2 separate regions of the Homo sapiens genome follow, and region 2 is linked to region 1. A link is an interaction called in ENCODE POLR2A ChIA-PET data of the cell type or tissue named here. Cell type or tissue: HepG2. All regions are shown on one strand.

What was found. Peaks named below come from ENCODE experiments on the same cell type or tissue, not always from the same donor. Only the 100,000 strongest peaks of a DNase experiment are listed, where the experiment ranks them.
Region 2: POLR2A ChIA-PET joins it to region 1 with 8 read pairs; 1 of 35 experiments calls an interaction of 5 or more read pairs at or near these places.

Annotation. Positions count from the first base shown.
Region 1 is chr14:24,838,451-24,840,950 of GRCh38, forward strand. All of the region lies in intron 4 of STXBP6 (syntaxin binding protein 6), which reads right to left. Among named protein-coding and RNA genes, the nearest start is that of GZMB, 210 kb to the left of the region's middle. In HepG2, no CTCF peak of the experiment used is centred here; DNase peaks (open chromatin) are centred at 681, 1,241, 1,491 and 1,961; H3K4me3 peaks cover 1,464 bases.
Region 2 is chr14:25,014,843-25,017,342 of GRCh38, forward strand. The region is part of intron 1 of STXBP6 (syntaxin binding protein 6); the gene reads right to left. Among named protein-coding and RNA genes, the nearest start is that of STXBP6, 34 kb to the right of the region's middle. In HepG2, no CTCF peak of the experiment used is centred here; a DNase peak (open chromatin) is centred at 1,099.

The sequences.
Region 1 (2,500 bases):
CAAGGCCAGTGGATCATGAGGTCAGGAGTTCGAGACCAGCCTGGCCAATACGGTGAAACCCCATCTCTACTAAAAATACAAAAATTAGCCAGGCGTGGTGGCTCGCACCTGTAGTCCCAGCTATTCGGGAGGCTGAGGCAGAAGGATCGCTTGAACTCGGGAGATGGAGGTTGCAGTGAGCCGAGATCGCACCACTGCACTCCAGCCTGGGTGACAGATCGAGATCCCGTCTCAAAAAAAAAAGAGAAAAAAGAAAAAATGGCCAGTAACTTAAGGGCCCTTTCATGTCTTATTAAGCACCTAGAGGCTAATAATTCCTTTTAGAAATGTTCTGAGGGAGAGTGAGCAAGATTGAGCATAAACAGCTACATTCATAGACAACTCAACTGCCCTTCCTTATTTAATTCCTGCTACTTCTTATCGATTTGAAAATTTCTAAGAGATTTAAATTGTGATGCTTTCTATAGGCTGAGATTAAAAAGTCAACCAGGCTAAAGAATATGAAACAATAATAAAAAAAACCTAAACCATTAAAAAAGGTAAAAGAGAGCCCAGATCATAAAAAGTCCAACAGGCCATAAAATGAAGGCTGGAAACATTACAAAATCTCCCTTCTCAACTGGGAGCCTGGCCAAGCAACTACACGGGAGTTGAGTTCTGTGATTGTGAGTGAAAGTTGCATTGTCTGTCCCCGCCTGCCCTCCTTCTGTTCTGATCTCTAATTTTAGACATATCTGTGTTGACAGCATCCCTTAACAAAAAGATCAGCAGCAAGCTGTTCAAGTCCTAATCTGACATTTCCCACACGGAGAGAAAGGAATGGAATTCCTTTCTCTTTTGTGGATCTTTGCTCTGGGGTTGTAACTAGTAAGTTATCACAACTGGTTGGTACCAGCACATCACCAATTCATACAACACATGCTGTTCATTTACCTTAAAAAAGGACTAACCATAAGCAAAAGAGAATTTGGTTCATGATCTATAGATACATTATCCCATAGTCTCCTAATCAAAATTTAGAATATACAATTGAGCAACAGGACATTATACCCTACGTCTTGAAAAAAAATTTAGTCAAATTTGATTCTGTGTTTGAATAATCACATCTCTGAGGTGACTGTCCCTAAAAACCCAAAAAGTATGGTAATCTTGTATATTGTGTGACTTGTCATTCTTGAAAAAGAAAAGTACTAATAGCTAATATGTACTGTATTTACTCAGCGCCGGGCACTGTTCAAAGTTCAAAGTGCTCTGTGACAACTCATTTAATCCTCAAAACAACTTTGGGAGATAGGTACTATTATTATCCCTTCTTTACAAATGAGAAAACTGAGGGTCAGCTAAATAATTTGGCTGAAATCATAATGGTAGGCAATAAAAGATGTAGGATTTGAATTAGAATTCTTGCTACTGAATCTGTGTTCTTAACCACCGCTTTCTAGAGAGAAAGAGGACAAAGAAGGCAAGTCAGTTCTCAGCCCTGAGAATTCCACCTGGCTGATCTTTGTCATCAGTAAATATTTACTGACTCCTTATCATGTGATATGTTTTAGGTATATTACAGCTAGTGTTTTAGGCATGCCTAGTGTTTCAGGTATATTATGTTATTTAATCCTCCCCACAGTACTGTATGGGAGAACTACTACTCTATTTTACAAAAAACAAAAACCATGGCTTAGACAGGTTATAAATTGCCCAAGGATATACTTATGGTGAGTGATGGAACCACCTCTGCTGGTTCCTTTGGGATTATCATTGATTTGAAAATAAGGTGAACAGCTATTGGCAGGAGATTCATGGTACTGAGGAGGGAAGAGGACTACTTTCCAGGCTAGCTGGCATTCTCCTTATGATGCAGGGCTGTGTATGTGACAGAGGCCTCTTGAGCCTTTACTTTTCCTCAACAAGATGCGACCACAGGATTGCTTGGAATTCAGATTCTTTCCTCCACTTTAGCCCATCAACAGATTGATTCCTGACAACATGGCTTTGACAGTGTGATTCTTTGTTTAGCCTTCTTGCCTTGCTTGTCCCAGCACTGTGCCAATTTGGGCCCATTACTCCCAGAGCTTTCCTGGCTTCTGCTCCATTGTTCTAAAGAAGGGATTACTGACACACACTTTGGATCATTTCATTCTGAGGGCTTTAGGCTTTATCTGAGACTGCAGGTATGAGAGTTCTCTCTTGGGAATCTACCTTCACCTTTACTGCATTTGTCAACTCTTCCCCACATACAGGAGTTTGTAATTCGAGACAGACACTCATTTCATCAGAGATAGAGTTTGCCCTCATAAATTCTCTGAGCTGATTTTGGATAATTTTCAAGAAAAGAGGTGACTATCCTTTATATTCTATCATTTTAAAACTAGAAGTCTAACAAATGTAACTGCTTTTTTTTTTTTCCTGTCAAATTAATTCAGTAGCTATCCTTCTTGGAATGAACTTTAGCATGGATTAACTATCCATTGAACATACAGCATGTATTCCTTATTACTTTTGT
Region 2 (2,500 bases), 180 kb after region 1:
CAGTACTTTTTTTTCTCTTGGATATAGGGAATATGAGAATTTGATTTTCTTTGCTTCTATTTCTCTCAATCTCCCAAATTTTCTGTAATTACCATATTATTTTAAATGTTGGAGAATACCATAACTTTTTTACTTTTAAATCACTTATATCAAAGCTCTATTGATGGCTGCTTTTACATAATATTTCATTGGTTATATTTCTATGAGCCTTTTGACTTAGATAAACGAACAGTATTATAATGAAGAAAATACTGAAAACTATCATTGAGGGATTTTAAAATTGAATTCTAAAAGCAGTATGAGAACACCCTTATTTACATTGGGGAAGGGAAAGATAACCATTATCTTTTTCTCTACAAAATAAAAGAGAACTGCTTTAAAAAAAAATCACATTTGAACAACCTGGATCAAGGGGATTTCTCTGGTTCTTCTAAAACCTCAGTTTCAGTGCAGGAAGCTGGAGACAGAGATATCTGGGACCTAATGAAGGGGCCTCTTGTGCACTCCTCTATACCCCCTGTTCCAGACACATACCCTGCCCACCCAACCCACAGTCTCCACCCCTTCCATTAGCCCCAGGGAGGCAGAAAATAAAGGAGTTTAATTTAATGTCAAGATTCCACACCTGGCAAGACAATATTCTCCAAGGGAAAGTTCATCCCACAAAAAGAAATGGATTTATTATTTTTTAGAAAAAAAAAATCCTTTTGATAAAGATTCTTAAAGAACTAGGCAACAGTCAGAATCCCGGAGCAAGTTTCAATTATTTCACTTAGAAAATAACTGAAAGAATATGTGCACCAATGACTATTAATAATTGAACATGAAAAAAGAAAAATGTTAGAAATTTGGTGTGGATAATTGTTATGTTTTCCACACGGGTCTAATTAAAGTTGATTTAGACTGCATAGTGCCTTTTTTTGTAACCCTGTTATTAAATTAACAAACAACAACAAGGAAAAAAAAAAAAAAGCTCAAACTGCTACTTCTCCTGTGCTTTACACATATTCTGGGAGGCTGAACTCAAAGTGAGGAAAAAAGTCAAACAACTCAACATATGGCAGTGTCACCTTGTAGCTAAGAGTGTGAACTTTGAACCAACTGCCAAGGTTAAAATTGCTGATCTGCCATTGACTAGCTGTGTGACCTTGGAGACACTGTGCAGCTTCTCTTGCATTATGGGTTCCTCAACTAAAAAATAAAGTTATGAGTGGAAGTGTCAGAGGGCTGTTGTAATAGTTGAGATGAGAAATGAAAAATGCTTAGGTGAGTGCCTAACACCATGCACGCTCAATAAATGCTACCTACTATTCTTATTATAACCTATTATACTTTTTTCCTACTTTCCCCTTTTATTCTTCTTTTTCACCCAAGGAAAAAAAGATTTTTACAAACTTCTATTTGTTTAGCCTCATCAGTAAATACTGTTATCTATTTTAAAGATTGACTCTATTTTCCCCAGGGTAGAAATTAATTTTTTCTTTAAAAAAAAATTAAAATGGAGTTAGCTTCCTCTTTACTTTGTGCTAATCAGAAATGGTACCAGAGCCCTAATTCCTTGAACCTAGAAAGAATCACAGTTACTGAGGTCCTAGGCAATCCTCAGAGAGTGAGTATTTCCTGGCCTTCCCCACCCAAATCCTTTGTAGTGGGGATCTATTTTCCAGTTTTACTAAATCCCTCATAGCTCTTTTCAAGTGTAAAGGAATTCTGAAAATCCACGCCAAAAAGATCGTAAGAAATTCACATTCTAGAGAAAGAAATCCAAGTCTTAAAATGCCTACATGTCACATACAACTTTTACGCAAAAGAACATGCTTGATGTGTTTTTACTATCAGGGAGACTCCTGGTTTGTGAACTTACTAAATAGGATGTGAAAAGGATTGCTGGAATCATAAAATTAAGCTAGGAAAGCATAAAACTTTAAAAAAATAAACAATATATTCCAGGCTACAAGGAAGCATGTAGAAAAGGAGATGGCATGGCTTCACACAATACTTCGGGCTCTAATTACATGTGTATTTGGTATGAGAACTAAAAGGAAAATTATAAGGCTTGCATTGAAGAAAAGAAGTTGGCAGATAGAGGAAATAGGAGAAATTGGAGGTAAGTGCCGTCCAGCTGTATAGTACATAGTGCGGAGTATGCAGTTAAACGCTTCTTAGAAATTACTACAAATAGTCCAGTAATGGCAGAATCAGTAACCTGGTCAACTAGATGCCAGGTATAAAGTAGTATCTCTAATTTTACATATTTGCACTTAAGCACAAGCGTGTGTAATAAGAATTTTTTATTCACCAGAATTCTTGGAAAATAAACAGAATGTATTTGTGCTAGTTGGTAGGGTATAAAAGGAAGGACTTCTCACTCCTCTACGGCCGCCCCTATGTGGGTAGAACTTTGATTAATGTTCAAGGGAGAAAGAATATGAAATAGGGATAGAATTGGCAGAGCTGGTGAAAGACCACCCATGTCATACTGTGACTCTTCAAGTGTTCA